Regions from separate parts of the Mus musculus genome. Here all the other regions are linked to region 1. A link is a loop called in an ENCODE intact Hi-C map of the cell type or tissue named here. Cell type or tissue: left cerebral cortex. All regions are shown on one strand.

The links. Peaks named below come from ENCODE experiments on the same cell type or tissue, not always from the same donor. Only the 100,000 strongest peaks of a DNase experiment are listed, where the experiment ranks them.
Region 2: a loop joins it to region 1, with 3 times the contacts of the local background. A loop is called at or near these places in 4 of 42 quality-filtered maps.
Region 3: a loop joins it to region 1, with 3 times the contacts of the local background. A loop is called at or near these places in 4 of 42 quality-filtered maps.

The regions. Positions count from the first base shown.
Region 1 is chr16:84,131,054-84,139,053 of GRCm38, forward strand. No RefSeq gene overlaps it. Among named protein-coding and RNA genes, the nearest start is that of Gm41481, 78 kb to the left of the region's middle. In left cerebral cortex, a CTCF peak has its summit at 4,897 (motif pointing left); a DNase peak (open chromatin) is centred at 4,908.
Region 2 is chr16:84,481,816-84,489,815 of GRCm38, forward strand. No RefSeq gene overlaps it. Among named protein-coding and RNA genes, the nearest start is that of Gm32073, 72 kb to the right of the region's middle. In left cerebral cortex, no CTCF peak of the experiment used is centred here; DNase peaks (open chromatin) are centred at 4,342 and 7,472.
Region 3 is chr16:84,491,225-84,499,224 of GRCm38, forward strand. No RefSeq gene overlaps it. Among named protein-coding and RNA genes, the nearest start is that of Gm32073, 63 kb to the right of the region's middle. In left cerebral cortex, a CTCF peak has its summit at 4,433 (motif pointing left); DNase peaks (open chromatin) are centred at 4,092 and 4,435; H3K4me3 peaks cover 601 bases; H3K27ac peaks cover 305 bases.

The sequences.
Region 1 (8,000 bases):
GAACACTCCTTCATTTCTGGTGGGATTGCAAACCTGTACAACTACTCTGGAAATCAATCTCGAGGTTCCTCAGAAAATTGGAAATAGATCTATCTGCTGTTTTTTTTTTTTTTTTTTTTTTTTTTAACCAAGTTTTAACCTCCTCAGTTTAAGTGATCTTAAAGGAAAAACAGTTAAACCAAGAGTTAGAGAATTTAAGGTAAGTGTGTTTAAGGTTAGCTTGTTTAACAAGGCAAACAAAAGAGATAAAGAAAACTGTGTGAATGGGCCAACATGAAGGGCATAACTGAGCATTGAAGTCTATGCTGCATTTTTTCAAGAGCTTATTAAGAGAATAGGTGATCTACTCATTACATTTCTGGGTTCCTAAAGCACAAAGACCATCTGATTTTATTATATTTATACATGCAATGACTATTCTGTTCATTATTACATACTGTGTTCTCCAATATGTAATAGACATGCTCACAAATAAAATAATTACCCATATCAAGAGAAACCATCATGGTCTCACATGTTGTCTGAAAAACTGTCCAATGAAAGACGAGCACTATGTTGAAAAACACACAGGATTCCTTATATAATTTAAATACTAAATGTTTCTTCTCTCCTAATAAAAATTAACAAATCACTCTCACCTACCATAAAGATGTCATTTCCCATTGCCTGACCAGGTGGAATTGAATAAAGAATCCCAATAAAATTATACCATATATATTATTTTTAAAACGTGAAAATTTCTAAAAATAGTTGTACGTGTACCTGTATTCCTGAGTACTTATTTGCAAACTTGTTATCAGCTATTTCATTTGTATATATAGTTTATAACTGACCAATTGGTATTGACCAACTGGCTTATTCTTTCCTGAGAAGACTGCCATTTCCACTCTCAGCCTTCCTTGGTTGTCTCTATTTCTTTGTTTATGGTTGAGGCTTCGTGGACAATACTCCTCTCCTAAGAGAAACAGTCTCACAGCCAACACCTGATCCTCTGGCCCTGATAATCATTCTGTCCTCTCTTCAGCAATGATCCCTGAGTCTTAGTCTGAGTTCTTAGTCTTATTTCATATTTTTATTGATTTTAATTTTCTGTAAAGCCCCCTGTCTGTTGCATTTAAAAGATTCCACAACATAAACATTGACTGCAATCTTATGTTACTACAGAAAGTTTATTTTGGTTAAAAAAAATGTTCATTCTTCAGGGTTTGTTTGAACTACTACTTGTAACACTGAGATTCCTTCATACATACTTATTTTCTAGTAATTACCCAAGTTGTGCTTCTCATCTGCCATAAGTGAGTATGATAACTGTATTTTGACTTTACAAAGCATCCTTCTTGAATGGTTTAGCCACAATTGATCCTACCGTGAGGTTACTTCTTACTAATTTCTCATCTCACTGCTTTAAAGTTCATTTTCACAGCCTCCCAGGCTCTGTGTAACGTTGTGACCACTGTCTGTCCATTACTGCCTGAATGTAACTTCAATGGCCCCAGTGATTATTCCAATGTTCCTAAATAATTTCTTTCACTATACTTAAAACAACTTTTAGTGAATAATTTTAGTAATATTTATAAAACATTTCACAAATGTTAGTTGTTTTTTTATTACCTAAAGTTTGTCTTTAAACTTGGCAATATTAAGTGAGCCTACTTGTTGTTGGAAATTTTATGTAACACTAATATTTTTCAGACTCCCTAAATTTCTTAAGTACATACAGGTACTTATAACTACAGAAATCTTCTGATTAATTGTTGATATTATTCTAAATTCTCTCCTGTGTAAGTTTTCTCTTTTCTCCTAAAAAAATTAATATGTCATTTTCTTCAAACATTCTAGTAAATCATGAAAGTCAGACATCCAAAATGCAGTAGTTACTGGTGAATGAGATGTAGATATAAATAGATTTGCCTGAGATCATATATTTCTTATTTCAATAGGAAAATATATGACACAGATACCCTCGCATTAAATTGTTCATGATATTCACAACATATAAGGTAATGCTGAAAATATACAGAATGTTACCAGAATGTCATTCTAGTTTCACATTAAACAGCGAGCCTAATTATTATTTCAATTTTGCTTGTAAAGCCTTTCAAATTTCTATAAAACCTAAATAAGTATGAACCTTTTCTAAGATACCCTAACAGCCACCATAATCCTCTATGACTCGATGTCTTCAAAGGGCATGTGTCTCTTTAGAAGATTTAGATTAAAAAGATTCCTTAGACTTCTGCAAGCAAACAAACGAAAAGTTTATGTAGATTGGTAGACAGTGACTCCACCACTGGGGCTGATGAGTCAAATGCAGGGACAGGTACACCAGCCAGGTCCTAGAAATGGGTGCAAAGGAAGCAAAGAAGAGAGAAGACATACCCTTCCCTCTCTCCCCTCCTATCATTCATTTCTGTTACAGTACTTCCCTCTACCCAAGTACACTTGGAAACCAGAAACAAAAAGAAAAAGAAAGTACACAAAACCCACTCATTTCTGAAGGGTTAGAGGGCAGAGTGCTGAAAACAATGTTTCCACTCCAGATTAATTATAACTGAATGACTGGCATGTGGATATAATTTCATCAGTACAAAATTGAAGGATAACTTAGGGATGTGTACATTTGACTCTTCCTGTTCCTGTCAGTCCTAAACAAGACACAGAGTAACAACAGAAGCACCTCAATTCAAAGAGACCTTGCGTATGAGAACATCATTTTCTCATTCAGAAAAAGGCCCAAAATCCAAAACAAAACCAAAAAGATTAATGTGTTCGATGTATTCAAATATGCGTAGTTTAGAGATTACAATAAACCCTGGCATGTTGTTTAAATCAGAAAATTCTTTAGGAACATTGAGTTCTACATAAATTGTATAGCCACATTTCTCTGAAGGACTGGTTAGCTCTTAGCATATGTCTTACCTAACTCATTTTTTTATTATTCAGACAAAGTTAGCTTTACACTCTCAACTTCTATCTAGGCCTTCATTTCTTTCTGCACCATTGAAGGCTGAATATTATGATCTGTTCAGTTCCCTGCCTTTTCTCCAGGTTTTTATTTCTAAACCAGGGATACAGCTATGTCTTAAGACTTTCTGGTGTTCATTTATTCCTTCATTTTCAATTCCAAGAGAGGGAGGATGATGTGGGATGAAGAAGAGACTAAATATCATACCACTCTCCATTCACTTAGTAATGAAAAACAACAATAAGCTCAGATTTAGTCAAACATTAATTTGAATTAATTCTCACCTACTAGCTGGTATTTTTAATTTCAGAAAAGAGAAACTAATGAAAAGCAAACATACATTGAGTAGAATTGTTGGTGACATAAATGAATAAATACCCTGACCCTCTCCTCAGAAATCATGTATTGCTTGTTGTCTGTGGTTTAAGCCTGGATGTTTCTAAAGACTGATCTTCTGGTATATAATAAGAAGACAAATGCTATTGTTAGCTGATTGTGAGAGAATTAGTTTAAGCAACACTTATTGCTAGAACTATGGGAAATGTATTCTCTGCTAGTCTAATATTTACTGAGCACAGATGAAGCCATTCTTCTAAAGATTCAGGGTCCCCAATTGATTGTATTGTGTGACTCTGCCAAACATTAGAGTCTTTCCAATGCTTGCATCCAGAACTGGAATAAAAAATAGATCTCTGAGGTTATATGAATATTCTCAGAATGCAATGGACAGGGCCTACATTTTTCCATACCAATTTCATTCAATAATACTCAGCCATAAAAGTTACATGTGATTTCAAATGGGAATATAAAAAATATATAATACTTTGGTATCATAGAGGAAAAATACTTGTCTGGCTCTAGCAAATGATGACTAGCTGTATATTATAGGTGTGGAATAAAACCTTGAACATTAAATATACTACTGACAATCATAGTACTTTAAATGCTTATAGTTAATGTTACTGCAGAATTCACTATAATACTACTGAGTATAATGTGTATATAAACATAATATAATCATACTTAAGCAGTATAGATAAAACAGAACTTATTTATCCTTACCTTAAACTCTAGTAATCTACCAGGGAGAGGGGAAATTTTGCCATGTGCTATTTTCTCATTGAGCTTTTAAAGCAAAAATAGAATATGAGGTAATATTTTCAACTACAATGCTAACCATAATGAAGTAAAAAAGAATAATTATTTTATTACTGCCCAAGTGAAGTAGTTTACTACTGCAGTGCTTCTGGAAATCTAATAAACTTTGTTCTCATTAATTACAGAATCTCTTCCTTTGTTTACCTGGGAATGGTTGAATTAATTCCTCTCCTAGGGAAAGATTGAAAGAGCCAAATGTTCTAAAGTTCATAATTAATAACTAATGAAGTATTTTTCATGCATACTCCCGCTTGATCCTTAAATTTCCTGTGGAAACCAATACCAAATTAAGTCATTTTTTGAAGCCACCTGTATTCATTGATGAGAGTATAGCAAGACAACGATGACTAGCAGTGCTCTAGGATATGTGAGCCCTTACTTCATGCTCATTCTATTCTAAGGACGGGCATAGATTCTTAGCATCACTGTACCTCAATGTTAGTATTATTGTCCACATTTTATAGTAAGGGCATTAGACTCAGAGACGGACTGAGTAGCTGTCCAAGGGTGTTGTTTTGGAATAGCAGAATGGAATCCAGGCATCAAGTACTGCATTTGTTACACGCTCTTCTCAAAGTTGAGTATCAGTAGACTCCTTTCTCCGTAGTAGTTTACATTGTCTAATTTTAAATTTATGCCATTACATATGTACTCTCACTTCCAGTTTCTAATAATACCATAGTTTCTTAGCAGGAAAAAATGTTGCCTTTTTTATTTCCTTTTCAAGTAGAGTGATGGTTTGCTGGCTTTTCAAAATGTGCAAACAGTGCCATCTTCTGTCAGTGTGTTCACAGCATTTGAAAATAAAGACTTGACAGACTGAGTTAATTCAGAGCCTTGATGAGAAGCAAGGAATCTGGAGAGTCTATAATCTTGGCACAATTGCACATCTCTGAACACTTGCAAAAGACTAATTGTTGAAAGGCCTCGCTAGGCAGGGCCATGTGAAAAACATTGTGGTATGATTAATTATTTGAACAGCCATTCAAAGGACACAGTGAATAGGAAAGAAATACAACAGAAGCAGATGCCAAGTGGTTATAATGATTCTAGGTCAATATAATCCAGGGTGTAAAATAAGCAGTTTAGTTGTCAGCTCTTCCTTTTGTGCATGCGTGGACTTCAGTCTTCACCTTTGAGAATCCCATTGGGTCTTATCAACAAGCACCTTTGTCAAAGAAAAGAATAGGAAGACAGAAAAAACATAAAATATTAGCTCTGAGGTCTCAGGGCTAGAAATCATTTTTTTACTGCATGTGGAGCATAGTTAACAAAACTGAGGGGTGTACAATGTCATAAATAAAATCTTGTAGAGTTAAACCATCAGTCAAAAATCCATATTCTTTGTCTGACTCTCTCTTTCTCCGTGTGAGTGTGAGTGTGTGTGTGTAGGGGGGGAGAGAAATATATAAATCCACAGATCTTACAAAACAAATAAAACTTTAAATTAAAAATTGAGATATTACTAAGACCAATGTAAATGATCTAAATATTTCTATATCTAGATCTTCTTAGTAGTATGACCTTTAAAAATATATCGTTCATTTTAAGTGTCTATAATTCAGTTTTTTCCTAAGGAACATGATGATACATTAGAAAATTCAAAAGGACAAGACAGACAAAAGATGTTCTTTTAGTCAAGAATCTCTGAACAATGACATAGCAATTGTGCACATGAAAGAAAGCTATCAGCAATGCTTGTAAAAGTGTGCAACTTCGTAGACAAATACCATAGTATCTTACCTGTATGTAAGAGAAAAAGGTGTATATCCAAATGTTGACCATGGGTGTTGGTTACCAGTGACCACAGAAATGCTGTGGGGTGGCTTGTATGTGTGACATTGATTCTCAAATGCTAAGTTATGTTTAGAAAAGAAAACAAAACTGTGATGTATAGTTGTGAAAGGGGACAGCTATCTTTTATAGCTCAGAATGTTTTTTAAATGAACAAAAAGGAGCTGGTGATATGGCTCAGTGGTTAAGAGCACTGACTACTCTTGGCTTCGTAGAATGCATTTCCACACTATTATTCTTCATGCTCGAAGACAAAGTAGATTTAGCAACCACTTGTAGATAACATACTATGTACTGGTAAAATTTTTCCATGACTACTTAACAAACTTATTCATTTAACTTTTCTTAATTAAAAGTGCACTTCTCTGTACCTTTATACCTGTTTTGACCTCTTGCTGAAAGAATAGAGCCACCTTAACATTTACCGAAGTCAAGCTCATTTTATAAAAACAAAATTGCCTTCCAAATTGCCCACATCTTCTAAAACATTTTATTGTTGATGGTTCACTATGAGTGGGTAGATCTGTATGGTGTAGTTGGAATTGAAATTACACAGACAATATGATAGCATTTCTGTAAGAAGTCTGCCCAACACATGACAGGTTATAAGGTTTAAAGTGAGAAGAGAGGAGGGGAGGGGAGGGGAGGGGAGGGGAGGGGAGGGGACTGTGACTTTCCTCCATAAGATCTGTGACCAACTGTTGGCTCTATTCCACATATCAAGAGGTTCTGATTTTCACTTTATATTAAACACAACTTTTCAGACTTAAAATTTCTTATTAATTAGCTGGTCAACTCAAAAAAATATCTTCTCTAGCTTGGCATACCGGATTATTCTGTATACTCATTAAATACCAGTGTGCCATCATTTCTGATAGTAGTAAAGTTATTATGTGCTGCTGTACACATGGTATGTTAACATGGAAAATAACTATTGTCATCTGGAAAATGCATATAAATACTAATTAGATGTTTTAGCTTGTTTAGAGCTAAAATTCTCTGACATTCTTCATGAATTTGTTTCTAATTTATACTGGCTATGAATTATTCCAGTGTACACATGAGCTCTTCCATTTGGGATTTGAAAATGATTTCATGTTTCCTGGACAAAAGCAAGACAGACTTTAGGGATGCTGTGAGTGGCTAACACCTACTATAACTGCTTCAAACTCCCTCACGTCAATCACCACTCAGATTATATATCATGCTTGGGTTTGCGCATTCCTCCTAGGCTATAGTTCCGGAAGATGGCAGAAACCAAAGTGCAGTGAAACACTCCATTCCTCCCTAGAGTACAAGTCACTGAGAAATAGAGAGTGTATATAGTTCTCTAAGTCCTCAGCACAAGCTTTGTTTTGTTTCTTACTGTTTTCATTTTTTTTGATAGAGAATGTGGATCAGATAGGTCCTAAGTCTTCTCTCCAAAGGATAAGTTGTTAGGTCACTTGTAATGTCTGTTCATTACTGTTTCCTCCATTTGTATGTGTCTCATAAACACAATCATCTTAAGGTAAAAACACCAGATCCAGGAGAATCCACAGCGGTGTTGACACAGCTGCAGCCTTTAGTGATACCACAGTTAAATGCATTTACTAAAAATTAAAGTATACATGGACTTGAACCCATATAAATTTTTTACTGTGTTAATGTTTACTATGTGTTTTTAGACTTCCTTCCAATCTTCATGTAGTCATAGAAAATTTCTTAGGGCATTTTCATTCCATTTATTCAGTGTTCTCAGTGTGATGCTGTTATTTCTATCAGTAAACATGTTGGTGTCTAGAATATGCAAAAGTCTTTATTAGGTAATAATCTATGCATGCAATCCTTTAGAAAAACCTGGAAAAGTAGAGGTAGTTTCATGTAGAAACATATTTCTTCTTATTGTAATAGAAGTCAAGAAGGCTGATTTTTTTTCCCCAAGGTCTCACAGAGGGAATATCACATAGTTGATATTCAAAACCAAACACAATAATCTATTAGGTTAACTTTCACGTTCCTTTGTGGGGGATGAAAATGATCCACAGAGAAGGAATTAATTCTCCTTTGCAACAACCTCTTTCTTTAATCTATCCTTCTTTTT
Region 2 (8,000 bases), 350 kb after region 1:
TGTCTGCTTTTGTATGCCTTTCTCCTAATTAGGCTTCCTTGCCTAGCAACAATAGGAGGACATGCACCTAGTCCTACTGCAACTTGATATGCCAAGGTGGCTTGATATCCATGGGAGGCCTCCCCTTTTCTTAAAAGAAAGGGAGCACAGGAGTATAGGGGAGGAGATAAAAAGGGAAGGGCTGGGAGAGGAGGAAGGAGAGGAAGATGTGATTGAGATGTAAAACAAATAAGTAGATAGAGAGCTAAGTAGGTAGATATATAGATAGATATTTAGATAGAGAGATAAATATATAGATAAATAGATATAGATAAATAGATAAGATAAGATAAAAATGGGAAGTTAATACACAGGATCTCTAGACTAAGATATTTTAAACCATCCATAGGCAATGTATGTCCTCTCCCATTTTTCAAGAGATAAAGCAAATTTCTTGAGATTGTTATACAGTGATATTTTATTTACATTTTTCCTTCTTATCTTCAAACTCTCCCCATAACCCCCATCCTTCTCAAATTCATAGCCTCCTATTGATTGTTGTTACATACACACATACATGTATGCACACACACATAATCATGCACACACACGCACGCACACGCACACGCACACGCACATGTTGTCCTTCACTGCCTCTCAGATTTTTAGCCTAAGTCCAGACTGCTGAAGACTGAAGACACTTTGGACACAGGGATTAGAGGGATCCCCCTGATACTGACATAGATGTCTCCTCTCTCAGGACTAGCTCTCAGAGTACAGTATGAGATATGCAAACTGCCAAGAAAAGACATCGATAATCCTACTGAGTGGTAAACCTATGGACTACAATAACAACTGGCTTGCCAAGGCTTCCCCAAAAGATTAACAGTGGCACCTTTATCCTCTGGATAACAAACAGCTGTCTAATTGGACTTAAGACTTATTCTGTACAAGGGAACTCATCTCTGCTACTGTAACGACAACCAACTACCCATGACTAGAGAAGCCAGAACCCATGAATAGAGCAGCCACAGAACCCCAGAGGCAAGCCTACTACTGCCATTCTCCTAGGCCAGTGTAATTTCTAACTGCATTCTAGATACAGTCTTCTTTTAGACATAGCACAAAACTGGATATGTGCAATTGAGATAAACTACTAAAAGATTACCATCTTACCTGAGGAAACTGTGGTTTCAGATCTCTGCACCCCAGCAGGAAACTTCAAATCTTCCACAAAAAGCTCTCTTTGTGTAAGTTGGCTTGAATCCTGCACATAGACTCCTACTAGGAAAAATCCACCTCCAGAAAAAAAAAAAAAAAAAAACCTGACCTAAACATGTGCAAATGTGCTAAATGACCAAAGAAAAACTACTCTAAATAACAGCTTGTATATTTCGACCCCCTGAACATAGAGACTATGAGTGTCTCAGTTTAGGTAACTCAGTACCTTGTAATTCACAAAATATATGAATCTTGGCTCAAACTATACTGGGTTTTACTATTGTTTATTTTATTTTGGAACAAACATAATAGTTGTAAACAACCTTTTTTCAAGTTCTGGGAACAACTTTATACTTGTCTTTACTTTCCTTCTATTTAAAAATATTGAGATCGTGTGAACATACCCAATATTAATTTTTAATACCTAATTTCAAAGTGGTCAAAATAGTAACTTTCAGAAACATCATTTCATAGAAGAAATGTCAGTGTGTATTTCTCTCCATCAAATTAAAAAGCACAATACAAAGCAAGAAGCCAGGCCTTGAAAATGGGTGAGCAGAGCAATGAGACCCACTTATAAAAGATCTTTGTAGAGGACTTAGTGGATTTTTCTTGCTTACTCCTTAGCCAACGGTCTTTTTTTTTCTTTTTCTTTTTTTTATTAGGTATTTTCTTCATTTACATTTCCAATTCGATCCCAAAAGTCCCCCACACCCTCCCTCACCCACTCCCCCACCCACCCACTCCCACTTCTTGGCCCTGGCGCTCCCCTGTACTGAGGCATATAAAGTTTGCACGACCAATAGGCCTCTCTTTCCTGATGGCCGACTAGGCCATCTTCTGATACATATGCAGCTAGAGACACGAGCTCTGGGGGGCACTGGTTAGTTCATATTGTTGTTCCACCTATGGGGTTGTAGATCCCTTTAGCTCCTTGGCTACTTTCTCTAGTTCCTCCATTGGGGACCCTGTGTTCCAGGACACAATGAGAAGACCAAACCTACAGATAATAGGAGTAGATGAGAATGAAGATTTTCAACTTAAAGGGCCAGCAAATATCTTCAACAAAATTATAGAAGAAAACTTCCCAAACCTAAAGAAAGAGATGCCCATGAACATACAAGAAGCCTACAGAACTCCAAATAGACTGGACTAGAAAAGAAATTCCTCCTGACACATAATAATCAGAACAACAAATGCACTAAATAAAGATAGAATATTAAAAGCAGTAAGGGAAAAAGGTCAAGTAACATATAAAGGCAGGCCTAGCAGAATTATACCAGATTTTTCACCAGAGACTATGAAAGCCAGAAGATCCTGGACAGATGTTATACAGACACTAAGAGAACATAAATGCCAGACCAGGCTACTATACCCAGCCAAACTTTCAATTACCATAGATGGAGAAACCAAAGTATCCCACAACAAAACCAAATTCACACATTATCTTTCCATGAATCCAGCCCTTTAAAGGATAATAACAGAAAACCAATAGTCTTATGTACATATTATCAAGCTGTTTTGTCTCTGTCACAGCTACATCTCCTCACGTGTTTGCTTCTTAATTCTGTTGCCAATCTTGCATCCAGAGAGTCACAGACCTGCATTCCTCATATTCTACACAGATCTACATGTCTGTCTCCATCTGGTTTGGTATCCAGCTAAGTTAGATTTGAATCTGTCCCTTTTAACCATATTCTCAGAAGAACATCAAGTTACCCAGGCACCCAATTACCTTCTCTTTGAGGAATGGAAGGATTCTGGACTCTTTTTATGTTTTTAACCATAATTTTATTTAGTAAAAGTTATCTTTTTTTTAAGTGAAATCTGGTCAAATGTTTACAAGTTAAAAGGCCTCATCTACCACTTCTTACTTGAAAAAAAATAAAGAAAATTATGAGCAATATTTAGGCAAAATATTTCACTCAGGGACACTTTTTCTATGCTGTGTTACTCACTAAAATTATTTTTAGAACACTTTAGTATAGACATACAAAGAGTCAAGGGTAATAACTCAGATAAAATCTACAGTGGACCAAAATGCTTAGACGAGTACTGGAATATATGTAGCATTCTTTAGACACTCAAACATATTCTTAAATTACCCAGCCTAGTATTTTTGTATTGTCAATATATTTGCAGTATTACATTTTTATCCAGTCATATGCATTTGCAATAATGTCCTTAGGTGCTTGTCAGTCCTCAAGAAAATAAGTCACTAAAGAACATAAAGATCAAGATACACAGTCATTCTGAAATTCTGCACTGCCAACATATCAAAGAGTGAAGCTTATCTTTATTTATGTTCAAATGGCATGGATCAAATCCTCTTTAAGTCCCCTTTGAATTATCTCGTATTCTCAAGCTACGTCAATGTCACTGTCACTTTAATAAATGACTGCTGAAACTTGAGCAGAACAAGATCAACAACCAACATGCTAACGTGGAGGAGGGAAAGCCCAGGAGGCTTCAACCCTGCACAAGGAACTAGAGGCAGCTAAGGGATGCTGAGTGCTGGAGAAGAGTTTTCCTCCAGGAAGACCACAGGGTTGGCTATACAATACCAAATGGTCAGCCTTGAGAACATACACACAAGCAGCATTATAAAGATGAAGAGGGGGTACATTTATGAATTTATCCATGTAAATGTGCACACATACACAATAATAATTTATTTTAAAAATGAGGCCATGAGTTTGAAAGAGGGGGAGGAGGGCTTTGGGAAAATTTGGAGGAATGAAGGGGAATGGGAAATCGTGTACATATATTATAATCTACAAAAAATAGAAAACTACCTTTTAACTCAATTTGGAATAAAGTGATAGAATTACCACTAAATTCTTGAACATAAAATCGTATCCCCCACCCCCTTTGCCATTAGTTTTGGACTTAGTTTCAGGACTGGTGTTTCTGCTCAGAGTTAACTTGGGGAAAATGTTAGTAAAGAATAAACTAACTTAAAAGCTGAATTGAAGGGTTGGCTAAGTACATGTGGGTGCATTCTTGTATTTGAGTCGTTAATGACTGCTTCTGTTAACGCGACACTGTTGTGGAGTATGGGTGGCTTTCACGGCACTCTTGCATCGCTATAATTAACTCTCACTTGGAACGGGCAGGACATTCATCACGTTTTAGATGGTGCTCCAGCATACTGTGTCGGAACAGAAGGAAGGCGGTGATTGACAAAATGTTTATGTGACGGATACATTCACCATATAAATACACATTTGATGAACTCGAAAATTAGCTTGCTGTTTGGAACACTGGTGCACATTTTAAAGAACTCACTTCATAGAAATGCTCTTTTTTTCCACTGCTTATTTCAGCTAAAAGGAGAGTAGTAACGTAAAGTTCACATACCAAAACAAACTGATTTACTTTATTCTGCCATTTCAAACAGCTTGTGGCAGGGAATAGCAAGAAGCTGCAGGCCGGGACACTTACATTCCAGTAACATGCACAGAGTGGGTTTTATTTCAATCAAGGGGGAAGGCCAAATGTTTTTGTCTATTACTGATGTCTTCTGACATTTGTTATTGAATCTTAGATATGGATACATGTTGTAACTACCTTAGTCTTCGGGATTAATAAAGCACACCTATTCATTAAGTGAACTACATTTCCAGCTTACTTTCTCCTTTGTTTCCAATCATAAATTGTATTTCTGCTCAACCTGATTTCCAAAGAATTCCTTCACGTTGGTTCTACCTTACACAATGCTCAGTTGCCTTGCTGCTTAACATTCATCCATTGCTAACCAGGGCTGTAATATAATCTAAGAAATAAGAGGCTTGTCATGATAATTTCTCATGAAGATTCAGGCTGTTTGAGCCATGTTTATTTTCTCTCAGTTGAGCATATTATCTATATGCATATCAGCTGGGGTCTGGCTGTTCTAACATGACCTATTTCACATGTATTATGTGTAGTTGGACTTACAAGAATGGCTGGGCCATGTATCTTTCAGTATACACCAGCATATCTGGGCTGTCTCTTAAGACAGTTTAGGCATGGAGAGCAAAGATGTTTTCACTATGTCCTAAGACTCATATCTTGAATAAGCCTGGGTTAATTCTACATTTTATTTGTCCAAAGCAAGTTTCAAGACTACCTTAGATTCATGAATGAGAGAAACAAACCCAGGAAGAAGAGGCTAAAATTTTACACTGTAAATGCTCTGATAAAAAAAGAAATAAAATCTGTCTAGTGAGATACCTTAGTAGCTTAGAGCATTTTTTTTTTTTTTTGCTCTTGTAGAAGATCTGGGTTTGGGTCCTAGTACCCACATAAGACAGCTTGTAACTGCCTATAACACCAACTCAAGGGAACCCAATACCATTGCCTGCCTTCTGTGAGTACCCACATGCCCATGGCATACACATATGAATACAGACATATTATAAAAGTAAATAAACTTGAAAACATAATTAGGAACACTTCATAGTCACTAAACCATATCCATTAACTATTGCTGAAAAAAATAATAACTTCTTAGGTTTTTTTCATTGCTCATACTCCTAGAAGCCAAATAATTTTATTGACTAAATTCCTACAGACAAAGAAAGTCAGACAAGCAAGTCGAGGAAAAGAACCAAAATATACAACAGAGATACTTACAGCTTCCGGTTTTTATGCATGATGTCAATGTCAAAAAAACCCCAAGTAAATAAAACCTCTACCACTGGCACCTTCAAAATGACTCTGTATCTTACTATTCATTCTTTGGATCACAGCCTTGGGTCTCAGAATTTTTTGTTAGAAGGACACGGTGAGTGTTTTGAAACAATCATTATTTTTTAAATTGTTTTGTACACTAAAGAAGTTAACAGTTCATGGATAGGTTCACGGAATTAAACATATAGACAGGAATATATAATATGAGTTTTGACACCAGACAAACACAAATGCAAATTTCGCCTCTGAAACTTACTGCTGTGTGGCTTTGGCTACATTGCCACGCTAACTTCACACTATATTACAGACTCATCCTGAGACTCTCATGGGTTAGTTTAGGTAGGGTGAATACATACCAAATATTAATCAAAATTTCCTTGTGTACTAATTCACACTTTGACAAAAATTAATGAAACTGAAAGAGAGAAACCCAGGGAAATTTGACACAGGGCCTGCCCATCAAATAGAGTTTTTGAAGGCCTATATTTTAAGTTCCTCAATAAAGAATCATGTATTAAAACATGGAATTTAAAACTTGGCATATTTGGTGATATTTTCAAACTAATTTTAATGAGTTGTTCTTCATACATAAGCTGTCAACATATTTCCTTGGATCCAATTATTAAATACCTTCTTTAATTTGGATAAGAAAAACTATCCTAAGGCAAACACAGAACTTTCATCGTGTCTAGGAAGAACTGAAGAAATGGCTCAATAATTATGAGCACCCAGATTCAATTCCCAGCACCCATAGGGAGCTCACAGCAATCTGTAACTCCAGTTTCAGGGGCTCCAATGACCTCTGTAGGCACTGTACACACCTAGTACATAGACATATATCCAGGCAAATACCCATACACATAAAATAAGTATAAATAAATATTTTTAAACTGTCTAGGCAATGTGTAGTTTGTACTTTTTTTTCATTTCCAAGCTCTCTCTCTCTCACTATCTGTGAGATATTGACTCTCGAGTCACTTGATAATCCATGACAAAAATATACTGACCATTCAACATGCATAGTCAAAATGAATGGAGAAGTATTTAGTGTTTCCCAAAGACTGTTTGCGATGAGGGAGAAGAAAACTGGTCTCTTGTTTATTCAATAGATAATTTATTTGCATCTTGTGTACCCAGGAGGCAAAACTAAATCATTGTGGTATAAATGTAAAAGATATCGTTCAGCATTTTCCAGATCTCTCAAAGCTTCTATCCCTAGAGTCATAGTTAATTCTTGTTGCTCACAGATATTTTGAGCTGGTTATACCCTCTATTCTGTAAGAGTTTTTTTTTCCCATTTATTCCAAATTGTTCATTTACACATTATTTACTTCCTCTTTCAAGGTCACTGATAGACGGGGCAGCTTCTTGCCTGTAAGCAGACAGAAAATGAATCCCTGGAGAAATGATGCTTCGGAAACCTCGTTTCAGGGTGCTACTTCCCAAAACGAAAATTGGTGAGAAAGGATCAACAATCTTTAATTCTATCAGAAATCTAATCTTGTAATGAGGCCTGGAAATTCCATTTTTGTTAATAGAAAGCGAATCAGCATGAAATGTAGTGAACAAACCGTTTTTCACTGGCGGCTAACACAGTCACACTGAGTCATCACAGACTCAGCATAATAAAACTGATTTAATTATATTGAGGGAAGACAGGGGAGATAGACTGACTGCATTGGCACGGTCAGCCAAATGCAAAAAAGACACACAACTCAAACTCGCTATTGGGAAAGTAATGTGCTTTCTGGATTGATCATAAGTGTTCCATTTTGGCTGTGTTATTGCCAGGTGTCCAGGTAGCAATATTGTCCATATTGAAAATCATCAGAAAAAAATTAAGTGTTATTTTCATTTCCTTGAGCTACTTCGTTACCCACAGTTTCTTATCTGAATGGTTTTATCTCTTAAAACTGTGTATAGTAACAGTCTAATATCCATGGTAATACCATTAGGAGGTGGTGGCTTGAGGATGATTTCATGAGATAGAACCTCATTTAGTTATCACCCTTATCAAGGAATCACATGAGAATGTGTTTGCCTTCCCCTCTACGAGAGGACACAGGGACATCTCTACAAACTGGGAAAAATGCTATCCCCAGGTACCAAGTGTGTGTCCATCTGAG
Region 3 (8,000 bases), 360 kb after region 1:
TAAATCCCTACTTCATCAAATATATACATATCAGTATACAAGAAACAGGACAAAATAGACTAGCATAATGGCACAGAAAGTCTGTCATAATCTTGTAGTAGGAAATTGCAAAATGTTCAAATGTTCAAATGTGTGCCTCCAAAGAAAGAGCTCAATGTAGCGATAGTTTAAAGACTCATGGGCAGCTTTAGGATAACACTGAAACAATTCAAAACTGAAACCAGTGAGCCAAAAGCAGAAAATTAACAGAAAGTACCAAGATTACACTGTGAGTATACAGCAACAGCAGTGTACATATTTGACGTGCATGGTTGGTGCAAAGAAGTAAATAAGGGGAAATTAACACAGATATTGCATATATGGACACATATATGATATTTGTAATGGAAATTTTGAAAGAGACTATGGATGAAATTAAGAGTCCAAATGGAATGACAACAGCAGAACTGATCAAGTAGAAGAAATAAAATTAGGACAAGTAACCTTTCTAATGAGAAGAAAATGGCAGGAGGAATTCTGGAAAACTCACACAAGATGGAAATTAAACAACGGCCTTCCACAATGTCAATGATTCACAGAAAGTAAAAGAAAATCTTGAGACAAATAAGAATCTACACACAACACAGCACAAGTTATGAATGGATATGTAGCTTTAAAAGAGAATCATATAAAAATAAATGTTCACATCAAAAAAAGAAGAAAAACTTCAAATAATTTAATCTTATACCTCCAGAAATTAGTAAAAAAAAAAAAGAACACAAAGAACACAATACATTTGTAATTAGTGGACAGAATAAAGTAGTAAAGAGTAGAGCAGAAATAAATGAGAGAGTAGAAAATAAAAGCAATTGTCGCTATTTTCTCAAAAAATAAAACATATACAAATCATTAACTAGAGTTAGAAAAAGATACAATAAAAGGTCATGAATTTGAGGAGTCAGGAAAACATGAATTGGAGGAGGGCTAATTTATAACTGTATTCTAAGTATACACACAGATTATACCATTTACAGCACAGATAAGTCTGCCCCTCATCAAAGATTCTTCATGCAGCAGATGAAGACCACCACAGAAACCTACAACTGCTCCAAATGCAGAGAATGACTGATCATGGAGTATCTGGAACCAGTGGATACTTCTATATCATAACTTCTATACCTAAGTCCCAGGGAACATTATGAGAAATAGAAGGAAATTTTGTGAGAGCCGGAGGACGAGGGAATCTTCTCTAAGATCATGCCTCCTACAAATAAGTCAGAAGCTATACTCACAACACGTCAGCACTATGACTACCTAAATAAGATCAGAACAATGGCAGCACCAATAGGCATGCTGATGTGGAAGCATGAGATCTCACTGGTCTCCATCCCAAGATGATGAGCTATAGGCAGCTAATGACTACAGAGAGAGAAAGAATTAGTCTTCCCCAGATATGATCACTCTAATTGGTTATATAATACTAAGCAGTCAGCCCCAAAATTGTGTACATGCAAGCAACAGTAAATGGATTCATCAGGTTTTATTAATATATTAATGCATATATGTATGCATGTGTAGCAACAATAATCAAAGAAAAAGAAGCTATGAATTTGAGGAATGGTAAGGGAGGAGTTATGGGAAGAGTTAAAGGAGAGAAATGAAAAGGGAGAAATGATATAACCTATTTTAATTAAAATTTTAAAAATGGGAAGACAGCCTGGGTAGACACTACTTGAAAGAAGAGATTAAAATGGCCAATAAGTATACAAAACAATGTTTGAGAGGCAGAAGAGACAGATTGGCAAAGGAACAGAACTTGCCCCCAAAATTGACAGCCTGAATTCAGCTAGCAGAAGACACGTGGTTAAAATGGAGGGACCTGAAGTTGTCCTCGGCCCTCCACACCCAGCAACAAATCATTCTTCATGATAAATGGTCTTAAAATTGTTTATCGCTTACCAGAGAAATGCAAATGAAAACCTATTAATGTGGCAGGTATTGAAGGAGAAGTAAGAAGTGGAAAAAAGTAAATACACACACACACACACACACACACACACACACACTGATGGTACACATGAAAATTAAATAGTACTTATGGAAAAGAATGCAATGTTCCCTTTAAAAATTAAAAGTAGAAGTACAACAGTAATGGCCCTATGGCAAATAAAAAAAAAAAAATAGAGGTGCGTTCAACCCACATGACCATGTTTATTGAGATGCTATTGATGACAGACAGAATATAGAATCAACTGACGTGTCTATCAACAAAGAACTAGATAAAGAAAATGTGGACTGCATCCATGATAGAATGCTAGCCAACCTTTAGGGACAGGGAAGCCATGTCATTCATGACAACATAGATGATGTACCTGGAACATATTATGGAGGTGGAACAACCCAGCATACAATGGCAAGCATTGTCTAACTTCACACTTGCAGTCTTCCCAAAATTCAGAAAAAAAGGTACTAGGTGGGCAGTTATCATAATACAAAGTATCAGACAACAGGAATAAATTCAAGAAATCTATCACCCGTTGATGTAGCTAATAAGAGTTTATCCCCAAAACTCATTGATAACACTTTAATATTCTCACCATGCAAAGCCATAAGCATGTGAGCTAATCAATGTGATCACATCCCACAATATCTGATGCATTTAAAGGAATGTATAGTTTAAAGACTCATGGGCAACTTTAGGATAACATTGAAACAATTCAATGAATCAGTGAAACAAAAGCAGAAAATTAACAGAAAGTACCAAGATTTCACTGTGAGTATACAGCAACAGCAGTGTACATATTTGACATGCATGGGTCAGTGCAAAAAAGTAAATAAGGGGAAATTAGCACAGATATTGCATATATATATACATACATATATGTATATATATGCAATATATATGACATTTGTAATAGAAAGTTTGAAAGAGAATATGAATGAAATTAAGAGTTGAAATGGAATGCCAACAGCAGAACTGATCAATTTTTGCTGATGTGCAATGTGGTAATTTTTTGTCAATTTAAGAAAACAATAAAATACATATACAAAGAAGAAGATGGGGAGTGGCAGCCCATCAAGGACTCTATTGGAACCAAGAAATATAAGACCCACTCCAAGTGTGGTTACTATGGTACCAAACCTGCTAGTGGCCCTTCAGGACCTGCCATTTTCTCATGTATATAATAAGACTATAAACACAAGTTGCAATTGGCTATTGCAAAGCTTCATTATTTCCATGGAAGTGCACCGGTAAAGTAATAACGCTAAGAGTAACATAAGGTGTAAACACTGCATTGCTAATAGTGTTCTTCCCGGGACTAAACTTCTAGAGTCTACCATTTACAAAGAATGCACGGGCTACCTTAACCATAGCTTGGATGAACCAAAGCAAAGCCTAGTTTTTTTTTTTTTAAGATTTGTTGTCTGTCTGTCTTCCTTTATTTATTTCTGTTTCTTAGAAATAGAATACAATTACATCATTTTCCCTTCTCCTTTCCTCCCCCTACCCTTTCTGTGCACTGCCACCCCCTTGCTTATTTAAAAATTCATGGTCCCTATGTATGTGACAACATTCTTTTTATAAAAAAAAAATTTAGTGTTTAAGTCATATTTTAAATATAGTGCCTACATGGAAATAAGAGGATAGACAAAATTACACAGCTATATCCACTGTTCCATTCGAAAGCCTCTAGCAATTTGTTTTGCAGCTAACTGCACAGAAACATACACCAAAAGCACCCACTCACCATCCATGCTCTTACTCCCCATCCTTTAACTTGACCTGGAAGAGACAAGATCTGTGAAAACTGATCTCTGTGCTTTGTCCTCTCCACATTTACACCTTATGTTACTCCATTATCAGTTTACCCTTGGACTTCCATGGAATTAATGAAGCGTTGCAATAGCCCATCGTAACTTGTGTTTACAGTCTGGTGTCCTGTCAGGCTTATAATTATTTTTTAAGGCAAATCTACTGGTTTAGTAAACACCTTCATTATGTTATTCTTAGAACCGAAGAAGCTGTTCTTCATGCAAAGCTTGTCATGTTCCCGTAACTTCCTTCTTGGCCACCGCTCGTAGTAAACATCCTTTTTGCTCCATTTTAATAGAGCTGCCCACCGAAGGTCATTTATTAGGTAATCACTTGTCTGTGGAAATCCTAATTACTCTATGTTTGTCAAAGGGAGGAAACAGCATTTCATTTGAATGCAGAATGAGAAGCAGCCACAGATACAGATCAGGAGAACTGGAAACTTTGTTAAATTGGAGGATTTAAAAAAAAAATCTTAAACAGGCTACAGTTGGGGAGTTTAAAAGAACTGATACACTATCAGCTATAATGAAGATAAAAACACAGAGTTTATGGTGTTATCAATTCAGAGTTAAAGTAAAAGAAAATTGATTTGTGGATACTACGGGGATGCTGATTTTCCTATGGAGTCTTAGTGCCCCCTGCTGATCCTCGAGAAATGTGCTTTCATTTTCCCCCATTCATGATGGCTTTTGTTATTCTCCCTAGAGGAGCATTTCTCTTTTATGAAATAGGGGGCCTTTTCTACATGATACTCTTCCTCACCAGTACCATGACATGATAGCATATTCAACTTTCCACCATGGTTGGAGGGGGTGAACATGAGGCCTATCCCTTTCTGGGGACTCTGTGACTGTTGGCGGTTGTTCAGTGGTTAGTGGTCCTCAGTGGTTAGTGATTGTTAGTGGTTCCTAGAAGGGTTGTCATATTTTGTAATGGTATAGTCACTATAGAAAGAAGTCACCAGTTGGAAGAAGAAACAATTCAAGGGAGATAGGAAAGGATAACTGGGCATGAATACAATCTCAATATTTCATATGCATCTATGGATTTGCCAAAAAAATATTTTTAAAAATGAATAGACATAAGCACCAAAGGATAAATTCACAGGATATGAAATTACCACATAGCATCATAAGCAAAAGAGCTAAAGTCCCTAGATAAAAGCAGCATCAACAGCCAACGAGAAGAAGCCCTTGATGAAAGTTAGTACACATCACAATGTTTTCACAATGGCCCCACTTGCAGAGGGGTTCACAGTCAAATACATGCCAAGCAGACTAACAGTTTCTGTTCACATCGGTTTACAAACACACACGAGCACAGCAGACACCAAGATACAACACATCACTGAAGATGACTCGCTAAATATGTCAGTTGTGATCACAATGTAGTCACCTTCCATTCATCCTCTGGGAGGGGCTCATTACTATTCCCGAGTGAGGACTGAGGAGAGTGAGGCTTCGAGAGCTTGTGTCACTTGCCCTAATTTGCTCTGCACAACTGTCTATGGCAGATATTTCTACCAACTGAATGGAAAGCAATGCATTTTCCATGTCTACTCCTTAATTTCATCAGGTTATTTCAATGCAAATCAAAGACAGTTGTATAGTTTTCCATTTCCAGTCCAAGTGTGTCTTGTTGAGCACTGAACCCTGTATGATGTAGCACTCATCTATCAGGCACATTATCCTTTGCTCTTTTTAACCTAGTAAGCTGGACTATTTAACTATGGGCCTGATAGTCACAGTCTTTTCACCTGTTAATCACATGTACTGGGATGATGTGAGCTCTGGAAACCTTGTTGACCTATTCTGTGTGATTATAAAGCACCTGACCTATGAGTGAACTTTCCAGATGCCAGCCAACATGACCAGGGCTCACACCTCAGCCACTTCCTTTAAGGCTCTCGCTTGCCTAGTCACTGTACATCTACCCCCTAATGCCTCCATGGGAGGAACCAGACAACCAGAGGAAGTTCCCTTGCTCTAGAACTCACTGGAAATATTCAAACTAGCCAGTTCTAAACCTTATTGTCCTGCCTTGCTCATTTCTGACCTAAAAATTTTATATTAAAGACATTTTTCACTGAGCTTCTTCTGCCTCTATCTCCTGACCGACTCTGTGTGACAAAACCGTGGAAATTGGATGAAAAAAATGATAAATCATTGAGCCCATCAAGCCCACACACAATTAAAAAGCCTTTCACACATACAATAAGCCTTCCTCATGAACTCAAAGCAGTAAATGGCAGTTAACAAAATTAAGAATCTTCTTTGAGCTCTAATAAATGTCTATCAAATGCTGTCCCCTCAAACCACTGTACCCACACAGCTTCTGAGCCGTGCCAACCCCAAGCAGTCCATTCAAACGAGGCTGTTGTGGTTCAGCAGTGTTATGATGTTTCCAAGGTAGAAAAGGCAAGAGGTCTATCAATCTGGGGTGTTACAGGGTTGAGAGAGGGGGAATTCCGACATTTCATCTTGTGTATGTGTGCCTGGCTGGTTTTGATATACAACATCAGTGTTTCCCTTACTAAGGATCAAAAAAGCACCATAAATACACGATAAAATCCTACTGCTAAAGACATCACACATTCTTGTGCAGGAAATAAGAAAATCAATCTCAAACTGACCAGGAGACTTCTTCCCTACTTTTATAATGCCAGAAGGTGTTATGCAGGCTGCTGGGTGAGAAAAAAAATGCCAGTGGTCTTATTGAGCACTGAACCCTGTATGATGTAGCACTCAGGAACATTATCCTTACTAGGACAGTAGTGGCAGGAGTATCATGGGTAACTAACTGCTTTCTGATTAGATTTGAGACCTGCTCCACATGAAAAAAATTCAACCCTGGTACTATAATTATAGTCAACATTTTATGGCAGGGAGGTCATATGGGCCATTGTGATATTGCTGAATGGTCATATCATCAAAGTGCCATCTAAATATATTATATTTATAGCAGTAGACATGGATTGAGCTCAACCTTTGTCACAACAGCTTCCTTTGCAGTGCACACCAGTAAATGGAGAGATTGATTCATAACTAATCACAGCGGTTAGAAGAAGATACCAAAGGCTCAGCCCTAAGTGGTTATCTATTTTAGTTGTCCCCTAATACACACACTACCACAGGTCAAGGAACATCATAGAAGAGAAGGCAGAATGAATGAAAGATCTGAAGGATAGAGAGAAATGCTTCGAAAAGCTTTCCTCTGGATATGACACGACTATCCTGATCATGGATTCCCAATAGCTATGGTTGCCTGCACAAGACCAGCAGAAGATCAAGCTAGCCAAAATCTCAGCATAGATGGGTGTGTGACCTCCATGCACCACCCTCTGCTAAGGAACTATTGACAATGGATATTTTCTAGGGAAAGAAGAATCTTTATTTTTCTTTAGGATGTTTCTTTAGGAACAAGTTTCCCATGTTCCAGTGGATGGTCCCGCATCCATAAACATATGGGCATTACCAAATGGACTCAGTGGGCTATTGATTTAAAATGCAGAGCATGAAGTTGGAAGGGTACAGGCATGTTTGAAAGTTATGGGGGAGTTAAAGAGAGAAAAAAGGTAGGTAGCAATCATATTTAATTGTATGAAATTATCAAAAAATAGAGAAAAAATTAAAGGTATAATAGAAATGTTTCTAATCAGATTGGTTCATTTAATACTCCCCAGCACAGTGTTGGGTTAGCTTGAGTCACTTCTTAAATGAGAAATTAAAGGCAGAGATAGAAAGCTTCCATGTCATTTCTGCAAACTTTGCTTGCACTTTACACATTGCAATTTATCCTCTAAATCCCAAATAACTCAAACTCTTGAACCAAAACTGCTACAGAAGGTGAGATAACTCACAGATTTAAATAAGTATTTGAATTTATGTGTTGCTTTATTTTTGATGATAAATATTAGAATTTCAGTTACATCTCTATCATGAAATCCAAGTTCAATTGTTAATTCAAACTGATGTCAAAAGTCAGTAGGCACTGGTCATCCTTGGGTATTCATAAGTATCATTTTCCACATCCCTATATCACCATGGTTATACCCGCTACATCAGATGTTCCTGATCAGACTCCAAACTAAGATTCAGCCCAACACTGACATTCCTTCAGTTCAGAATGGATAACCATGTAATCTAATCTATAGTATAGTATAGTATAGTATAGTATAGTATAGTATAGTATAGTATAGCATAGC